Linked DNA regions of Homo sapiens: region 2 is linked to region 1. Evidence: read pairs that join two places in POLR2A ChIA-PET (ENCODE). Cell type or tissue: MCF 10A. All regions are shown on one strand.

Region 1 (5,000 bases):
GTGAACACTGTGAAGAGGCATACAGGGTTCTGCTTGCTCTGCGGGAGGCCGACTCAGGAGCAGGAGACGAAGCCCCCATGAGTGACCTGCAAGCAGCTGAAAAGGAAGCATGGAGGCTGCTGGCACAAGAGGAGGCTGCCATGGATGCAGGAGCACAGCAGAATCCACAGCCAAGGTACCCCCCTGGAACCCTGGGAACTGGCCTGGTTGAGGAGTGGGGTCTTGACTGGGGGATGGGGCTCCCAGAGCTCACCACGTTTCGGGGCTTGGTGTGGCTGTGTCCAGCAAGGTCGGTATGGAGCTCACTGTAGTTGGTTGACATGAGGCTCAACTGCAGTTGGCCTGTTGCTACTTGACAAAGTTGGCATGGTGGTTGACAGACATTGCAGTTGGCATGAAGATGAATGACAATGCCTACTGGTTAAAACTGGCACCCACAGCCGGGCACAGTGGCTCAAGCCTGTAATCCCAGCACTTTGGGAGGCCGAGGCAGGCAGATCGTTTGAGCTCAGTAGTTCAAGACCAGCCCTTGTAACATGGCGAAAGTCCTTCTCTACCAAAACTACAAACAAATTAGCTGGGCATGGTGGTGTGCCCGCGTAGTACCAGCTACTTGGGAGGCTGAGGTGGGAGGATGCCTTGAGTCTGGGAGGTGGAGGCTGCAGTGAGCTGAGATTGCACCACTGCACTCCAGCCTGGGTGACAGAGTGAGACCCTGTCTTTTTTTTTTTTTTTTTTTTTTTTGAGACAGAGTTTCACTTTTGTCGCCCAGGCTAGAGTCCAATGGTCCGATCTCGGCTCACTGCAACCTCTGCCTCCCGGGTTCAAGGGATTCTCCTGCCTCAGCCTCCCGAGTAGCTGGGATTACAGGCTCCCACTACCACACCCGGCTAATTTTGAATTTTTAGTAGAGACGGGGTTTCTCCATATTGGTCAGGCTGGTCTCGAACTCCTGACCTCAGGTGATCCACTTGCCTCGGCCTCCCAAAGTGCTGGGATTACAGGCGTTAGGCACTGCGCCCGGCCGCAGCTAATTTTTTATGAAGACGGATTCTCGGCCAGGCGCGGTGGCTCACGCCTGTAATCCCAGCACTTTGGGAGGCCGAGGTGGGCAGATCACAAGGTCAGGAGATCGAGACCATCCTGGCTAACACGGTGAAACCTCGTCTCTACTAAAAATCCAAAAAAAAAAAAAAAAATTAGCCGGGCGTGGTGGCAAGCGCCTGTAGTCCTACCTTCTTGGGAGGCTGAGACAGGAGAATGGCGTGAACCCGAGAGGTGGAGCTTGCAGTGAGCCGAGGTTATGCCACTGCACTCCAGCCTGGGCGACAGAGCAAGACTGCGTCTCAAAAAAAAAAAAAAAAAAGACGGATTCTCACTCTGTTGCCTATGCTGGTCTCAAACTTCTGGCTTCAAGCAATCCTCCCACCTCAGCCTCCCAAAGTGCTGGGGTTACAGGCATGCATCACCGCACCTGGCCACCATGTGGTCTTGATGGAAGGTGGTGCCTAGTGGGGTATGTTGGTGTGACAGGGACCACCAAAGATGGCATAGATTCCATCGTGGCCAGTGAGATGGAAGGTGATGGACCCTACCAGGATTGGCATGAACTTAACCCACCTATGCCTGCCAGTGTTGACATAGGCACCTTTTCTGTTTTCTATAGCCCTGAAGGCAGCAGTGTGGATAAGCCCACCCCACAGGAAGTGGCTTTCCAGCTCCGAAGCTATGTCCAGCGTCTCCAGGAGCGCCGTTCTCTAATGAAGATTCTCTCAGAGCCTGGCCCCACCTTGGCACCCATGCCCACTGTGCCCCGTGCAGAAGCCATGGTGCAGGCCATTCTGGGGACCCAGGCTGGCCCAGCTCTTCCCCGACTGGAGAAGACACAAATTCAGCAGGACCTGGTGGCCGCAAGGGTACAAATGGGCTGTGGCCACTGTGTCAGTCTTTCTTGGTGGGACAAAATCCTTTACTGAGGTCGGGGGACCAAGGAGCAAAGGAGAATTCTGCTGGGCTGAGTGCAGGCATTGTGAAGGGAGAATTGGAGCTGGGGTTTTGAGGGATTAATAGGAGTTTGTTTTCTGGGGTTCAGTTTCTCATTAGACTACAAATCTGGCTCTCCAAAATGCCCTTCCTATGGGAAGAGATGGGAGCAAAGAACACAATCTTGGGTTTGTAGCTTGGCATGAAAAACTTGAGGTTCTGGAGTTAGAGAAACTCCAGAAGCTTTGACAGAACTAATACTTGACCTATGTAAGCTACTTGCCCCTCTAGGAAATGCCATTTCTACAGCTGTAGCTTTTATGGGAGGAAGATATTTCCACCTCACAAGAACATGGTGAATGGTGAAGGTCCTAGTTTGTTTGTTTGTTTGTTTGTTTTTTGAGACGGAGTCTTGCTCTCACCCAGGCTGGAGTGCTGTGGCGCTATCTTGGCTCACTGCAGCCTCTGCCCCACTGCCGGGTTCAAGTGATTCTCCTGCCTCAGCCTCCCAAGTAGCTGGGATTACGGGTGTGCACCACCACACCTGGCTAATTTTTGTATTTTTAATGGAGACGGGTTTTCACCATGTTGGCCAGGCTCGTCTCGAACTCCTGACCTCAGGTAATCCACCCACTTTGGCCTCCCAAAGTGCTGGGATTACAGGCATGAGCCACTGCGCCTGGCCAAAAGTCACAGTTTTTGTCTGAATAGTCCTCAGTGGGTGCCTCTTGGGGCCTCAGTTTCCCTGCAGTTGACCGTAGAAGCATAAATTCTCTCCCCTCTCCTTGGTCCCACAGGAGGCCCTGGCGGACCTGATGCTTCGGCTGCAGCTGGTGCGGCGTGAGAAGCGGGGCCTAGAGCTGCGGGAGGCTGCCCTCCGAGCCCTGGGTCCAGCTCACGTGCTCCTGCTGGAGCAGCTGCGGTGGGAACGGGCAGAGCTCCAGGCTGGTGGGGCAAACAGCAGTGGCGGACATAGCAGCGGAGGTGGCAGCAGCGGGGACGAGGAAGAGTGGTATCAGGTGAGCTGCCCTGCCTGAACCTGGTAGGGGAGTAGCTTACTAATGAGAACATAGCCCTTGTCAATCACAGCCTTTTTTTTTTTGTTTTTTTTGAGACGGAGTTTGGCTCTTGTTGCCCAGGCTGGAATGCAATGTTGCAATCTCGGCTCACCACAACCTCCGCCTCCCAGGTTCAAGAGATTCTCCTGTCTCAGCCTCCTGAGTAGCTGGGATTACAGACACGCACCACCACATCTAGCTATTTTTTGTATGTTTTGTAGAGATGCAGTTTTGTAGAGTTGCAGTTCACCATGTTAGCCAGGCTGCTCTCGAACTCCTGGCCTCAAATGTTTCGCCTGCCTCCACCTCCCAAAGTGCTGAGATTACAGGCATGAGTCGCCGCACCTGTCCTTAATGCAGCTCTTTAAATCATCTCTCCTACCTCCAAGCCTTTGTATATTCTGTGTCCCTGCCAGGAACACCGGTCACTTCCCTCTTTGTGTCATAAAGTCCTCGACCTCCTGTAGATCTCAGCTTAGACATCACCTCCTCAAGGAAGCCCTCCTGGAGTGACTTCAGATGCGGTTTCCTGTTATTTATTTCCCTTATCACAGTGGTCCCAGCTACTCGGGTGGCTGAGGTGGGAGGATCACTTGAACCCGGAGTTGGAGGCTTCAGCGAGCCACGATTATGTCATTTCACTCCAGCCTGGGCCACACAGCGAGACCTCATCTCTTTTTTTTTTTTTTGAGACAGAGTTTTGCTCTTGTTGCCCAGGCTGGAGTGCAATGGCCCGATCTTGGCTTACCACAACCTCCACCTCCTGGGTTCAAGTGATTCTCCTGCCTCAGCCTCCTGAGTAGCTGGGACTACAGGCACGCGCCACCACGCCCGGCTAATTTTTGTATTTTTAGTGTAGATGAGGTTTCCCCATGTTACTAAGGCTGGTCTCGAACTCTGAACCTCAGGTGATGCGCCCGCCTCAGCCTCCCAAAGTGTTGGGATTACAGGCTTGAGCCACTGCACCCGGCTTATTTATTATTATTTTTTATTTTTTTTGAGGCAGAGTGTCGCTCTGTAGCCCAGGCTGGAGTGCAGTGGTGCAATCTCGGCTCACTGCAAGCTCCGCCTCCCGGGTTCACGCCATTCTCCTGCCTCCGCCTGCCGAGTAGCTGGGACTACAGGCGCCCGCCACCACACCCGGCTAATTTTTTTTGTATTTTTTTAGTAGAGACGGGGTTTCATTGTGTTAGCCAAGATGGTCTCGATCTCCTGACCTTGTGATCCACCTGCCTCAGCCTCCCAAAGTGCTGGGATTACAGGCGTGAGCCACCGTGCCTGGCCAATTTTTGTATTTTTTAGTAGAGATGGGGTTTCACCATGTTGGCCAGGCTGGTGTAGAACTCCTGACCTCAGGTGATCTGCCCACCTCAGCCTCCCAAAGTACTGGGATTACAGCCATGAGCCACAGCGCCTGGCCTTTAATTTTTTTTTTCTTTTTTTTTTTTTTTGGGAAACGGATCTTGCTCTGTCACCCAGGCTGGAGTGCAGTGGTGCGATCTTGGCTCACTGCAATCTCTGCGTCCCAGGTTCAAGCGATTCTCCTGCTTTGGCTTCCCGAGTAGCTGGAATTACAGGCGTGCACCACCACACCCAGCTAATTTTTGTATTTTTAGTAGTGACAGGGTTTCACCATGTTGGCCAGGCTGCTCTCAAACTCCTGACCTCAGGCTGATCCGCCCGTCTCGGCCTCCCAAAGTGCTGGGATTACAGACGTGAGCCACCACGTCCAGCCTAATTTTTAAAAAATTATTATTGGCCAGGCACGGTGGCTCACACCTGTAATCCCAGCACTTTGGGAGGCCGAGGCGGGTGGATCATGAGGTCAGGAGTTCAAGACCAGCCTGGCCAACATGGTGAAACCCTGTCTCTACTAAAAATACAAAAAAATTAGCTGGGCATGGTGGCACGTGCCTGTAATCCCAGCTACTCCAGAGGCTGAGACAGAGAATTGCTTAA
Region 2 (5,000 bases), 790 kb before region 1:
AGGCGTGAGCCACCGCGCCCGGCCATAAACTATTTATTAACAGATAAGGCCTACAGACTTATTTCTTCTTGGATACACCCACGGTACAGGTACGGCCATGGCGGCCAATGGTCTCGGTGTGCTGGCCTCAGACATGAAGGCCCCAGAAGTGGTGCATCCCTCTATGGGCCGGAATCTTCTTCGGTTGCTCCAGGTCTTCACGGAGCTTGTTGTCCAGACCACTGGCTAGGACCTGGCTATATTTTCCATCCTTTACATCCTTCTGTCTGTTCAAGAGCCAGTCTGGGATCTTGTACTGCTGTGGATTCTGCACAATGGTGATCACTCATTCCATCTCATCCTCCGTGAGTCTCCCGCCCTCTTGGTGAGGTCAATGTCTGTTTTCCTCAACACCACATAAGCGTATCTTCCATCCACACCTTTAATGGCAGTGATAGCAAAGGCTATTTTCCACCACCCATCGATGTTGGTGTTGAGTACTCCCAAAATATGCTGGAACTTTTCAAGGATCACTAGAGACACGGTGGCAGGCTCTGGGGTTCCATACCAGGCACCAGGATCATATTTGGGGTATGGAAGCCCCACATTGCCCTCATCCTCTCTGGCTTTCGTCATGGGGGTGGTGGGCATGAGGAGGAAGGGACCCAGGCCTTTGGCATGAGGTTCCCTTCTTCAGCAAGCCCCCCACTTCCTGGATCGCTGGGGACCCCCAGCCCTGGGTACCTCCCTCCAGCCTAGCCTTGACCCTGTGGGAACAAGAATATCTCTATCCAGCCTGGACCTTCCCAAGCTGGGGCCTCGAGCATTACCCCAAATAAGGCAGGCACCTGGATGTGGCCAGGAATGAATGAACATGAATGAACAAATGAATCGTATATAATCTTACAAACTCAGAAACGTAAGGCCATACAAATCTAAATCTGGCCAAGGTTGGTGGCTCAAGGCTGTAATCCCAGCAGTTTGGGAGGCCGAGGCTGTAGGATTGTTTGAGCCCAGGAGTTCGAGACTAGCCTGGGCAATGTAGTAAGATCCTGTCTCTCCAAAAAATTGAAAAAATGTAGCTGGGCATGGTGGCAGGTGCCTGTAGTCCCAGCTACTCAGGGAGGCTGAGGTGGGAGGATCGCTTGAGTCCAGGAGTTTGAGGCTGCAATGAGCTATGATCATGCCAATGTACTCCAGCCTGGGTGATAGAGCGAGACCCTGTTTCTAGAAAATAAATAAGTTTTGTTTGTTCATTTGTTTGTGATGAAGTCTTGCTCTGTTGCCCAGGCTGGAGTGCAGTGGCAGGATCTCGGCTCACAGTAACCTCTTCCTCCTGGGTTCAAGCGATTTCTCCTGCCTCAGCCTCTGTAGTAACTGAGATTACAGGCGTGCGCCACCACACCTGGCTAATTTTTGTATTTTTAGTAGAGACGAGGTTTCGCCATGTTGTCCAGACTGGTCTTGAACTCCTGACCTCAAATGATCTGCCCACCTCGGCCTCCCAAAGTGCTGGGATTACAGGCGTAAGCCACCGTGCCTGGATGATAAGTAAATATTTTTTTACATTAAAAAAATGCCTAAACCTGGATTTTTAGCACGTTGCAGGGGGCTCCCACCCAAGCCCAAGTTCTCAGAAGCTGGGAAAGGAATAATGCATCTCGGGGTGGAATGTTTGATGACCCCCAGCAGAGTGCCATCTCAAGAGCAGGGGTCTAGAGCCAAGGCTCAGGGTTCTAATCCTGCCTCTGCCTGGAAAACCACTTCGCCTATATGAGCCTCAGTTTCCCCATCTGTAAAACAGTGTTGGTACCCATGTCTTGGGGTTTGGGGTTAGTAAATGAATCTGTGGGAAGCCGAGTCAGGCCTATCGGTGTCTGTAGGTGGTGGAGCCTCTTCCCTCTGACAGGGATGGAAATTATAGAGATAAAATCAAAGAGAGGCCGGGTGCGGTGGCTCACGCCTGTAATCCCAGCACTTTGGGAGGCCAAGACAGGCAGATCACTTGAGGTCAGGGGTTCAAGATCACCCTGGCCAACATGGCGAAACCCCGTCTCTACTAAAGATACAAAAATTAGCCCAGTGTGGTGGTGTGTATCTGTAATCCCAGCTACTTTGGAGGCTGAAGCAGTAGAATTGCTTGAACATGGGAGGTAGAGGTTGCAGTGAGCAGGGATCGTGCCACTGCACCCCAGCCTGGGTGACAGAGTGAGACTCTGTCTCAAAACAAACAAACAAACAAACAAAGAGAGAGATGGAAGGTCAGGTTGCATCAGGAGGAAGCTGGCAATCTCTGTGACTCAGGGAGGTGCGGGGGCTCCCTCCTGGACCCTGGTCACCTCTGAACGTTCCACTGGTTTCTTCCAGTTTCTCCTTTACTGAGATCCCTCTGTCCCCAGAGTCTCAGTTTCCTCCCTTGTGAGATGGGCTCACACTGGTGCCCCTGAATCTTCTTCCTCCACCCATCCACCATCAAAATTGCTCCCACATCCGATCCCTTCTCATGAAGGTCCCTTCTCCCTGGTCCAGACTATCATTGCTCCTTAGGACCAGCAGTGGCACCCCTCTGTGGTCTCCTCGCTTCTCCCTTTATCCCCCACAGATACCCCCACCCTGGTATCCTGAGTCCGGCTTGTCCTTCTTCTGTCTAGAAGCCTCTGTGGCTCCCACCTTCCTCAGAGTAAAAGCCAAAGTTCTCCCCCCAGACCTCAAGGCCCTGCTTGGTCTCACGGCACCATCGCCTCTTCCCTCCCCACCCTGCTTAATCGACTTAGGCCACCTCAGCCTCCTCCAAGCTCCTCCGGTGAGTCAGACAGGCTCCTGCCTCGGGGCCTGTCTAAAGGCTGTGCTTTCCCGGGGACCATCTTCCCAGAGACGCCCATATGTCTCCCCTACCTCCTTTGGGTCTCAGTTCAATTGTCATCGTCACCCACACTCTCTCTCCCTCCTCTGCCATCAGGAATTTGTATCTCTGCCAGGCGCGGTGACTCATGCCTATAATCCCAGCACTTTGGGAGGCTGAGGTGAGCGAATCACTTGAGGTCAGGAGTTCAAGACCAGCCTGGCCAACATGGTGAAATCTCATCTCTGCTGAAAAATACAAAAATTAACTGTGTGGTGGTGGGAGCCTGTAGTCCCAGCTACCAATCCCAGCTACTTGGGAGGCTGAGGCGGGAGAATCACCTGAGCCTGGGAGGTGGAGGTTGCAGTGAGCTGAGATTGTGCCACACTGCACTCCAGCTTGGGCAACAGAATGAGACTCCGTCTAAAAAAAAAAAAAGAAAGAAAAAAAAAAGAATTTGTATCTCATTCATGGTGGTGTCGCTGGCTCCTGTACACAGCCGGGGCTTAATGAGTGTGCTCACAGATAATAATCTTATGCTGATAAAAAGAAATGTTTCCCCAGATGCCTGCTGTGCTTTAGGCCCTGGGCTGTGGTCTGGGGACACAGCCGGGGACAACTGAGAGCAATCTTGCCCTTGTAGGACTCATGGTCTGGGGACAAAGGTGGGACCCAGAGGACATTATGCACCTGAAGCGATGCATCTGTAATGTGGAATCAGGTGTTGAAAAGTGTGATGAATAAAGTAGAATACATGACCAGATGCAGCAGAGGGAGGGTGTTTCCTGATCAGGCAGTCCTGGAGGGCTTCCTGGAATAGGCGACATTTGGGGCCAAGGCCTGAATGAAGAGAGGGACATGCCCCTTTGCAGCAGCTCTGGTGGCCATGTGTTTCTCACTAGTTCACAGATAAGGAAACTGAGGCTCAGAGAGGTGAAGTCACTTGTCCAGCATCCCCAAATCCAAACTCCCCAGCCAGGAGCCTGCAATCCCCTTTCCCCATGGTGCCCAGTTGCAGATGGGCAAACCAAAGTCCAGAGCAGCGCCTCCACACCCCAAGGTCTCCCAGGAAGCTACTCGGCCCTCCTCCACCCTCCTTCTCCTCCCCCGCGCAGCTTTACTGGGGGACTTTCTCACAGGGAGGAAAAACAGCGACAGCTGGTTTCACAAGTAGGTGGCCCAAGCCGCAGACCGGTTTCGGTTTGCAAACAACTTCTGGCTCTGACTGCCTGCTGCTGGGCTGAGCAAACCCAGAGGTAAGAGCCCCGTATCAATCCATAAGAGGAAATGGGCACCAATCTGTCAGCTCAGGGTCTGGCTCATGGGCAGCAGGGCCAGGAGATGGGGGTGCACTGAACCCTCATCTCCACTTAGTCTTTTTTTTTTTTTTTTTTGAGAAGAGTCTTGCTCTGTCGCTCAGGCTGGAGTACAGTGGCGCGATCTCAGCTCACTGCAACCTCTGCCTCCCAGGTTCAAACTCACTGCAGCCTCAGCCTCCAAAGTAGCTAGGACTACAGGCACACGCCACCACGCTTGGCTAATTTTTGTATTTTTAGTAGAGACAGGGTTTCACCATGTTGCCCAGGCTGGTCTCAAATTCCTTACCTCAAGTGATCTGCCTGCCTCAGCCTCCCAAAGTGCCAGGATTACAGACATGAACCACTGCGCCCAGCCTCCACTTATTTTTTATTTTATTTTATTTTTTTTGAAACAATCTCACTCCATCACCCAGGCCGGAGTGCAGTGGCGTGATCTCGGCTCACTGCAACCTCCGCCTCCCAGGGTTCAAGCAATTCTCCTGCCTCAGCCTCCTGAGTAGCTGGGATTACAGGCATGCGCCACTACGCCCAGCTAATTTTTGTATTTTTGGTAGAGATGGGGTTTTGCCATGTTGGCCAGGCTGGTCTCGAACCCCTGACCTCAGCTGAACCGCTCTCCTCGGCCTCCAAAAGTGCTGGGATTATAGGCATCAGCCACAGCACCTGGCCCTTCACTTAGTCTTAATCACTCATCCAATCAACAATCAATGCTTATTTTATGCTTTGCTGTATTCCTGCATTTTATTATTCTCCCAGTACACTGGTACTAAGTGTTTAGTGTGTACCAGGTATTAGCTCATTTAAACATCTCAAACCACTGGAAAGAATCAACCCAGGCAATTATCTTGATTTCAGACTTC

What was found. ChIA-PET counts read pairs that join two places held together with the same protein. Peaks named below come from ENCODE experiments on the same cell type or tissue, not always from the same donor. Only the 100,000 strongest peaks of a DNase experiment are listed, where the experiment ranks them.
Region 2: POLR2A ChIA-PET joins it to region 1 with 5 read pairs; 1 of 35 experiments calls an interaction of 5 or more read pairs at or near these places.

Annotation. Positions count from the first base shown.
Region 1 is chr19:17,253,387-17,258,386 of GRCh38, reverse strand. It overlaps USHBP1 (USH1 protein network component harmonin binding protein 1), which reads left to right. Exons shown (of 13, transcript NM_031941.4): 8 at 2-175; 9 at 1,667-1,916; 10 at 2,781-3,002. Among named protein-coding and RNA genes, the nearest start is that of USHBP1, 8.9 kb to the left of the region's middle. In MCF 10A, no CTCF peak of the experiment used is centred here; a DNase peak (open chromatin) is centred at 3,086.
Region 2 is chr19:18,044,159-18,049,158 of GRCh38, reverse strand. It overlaps the pseudogene RPS18P13. Among named protein-coding and RNA genes, the nearest start is that of ARRDC2, 38 kb to the right of the region's middle. In MCF 10A, no CTCF peak of the experiment used is centred here; DNase peaks (open chromatin) are centred at 2,868 and 3,968.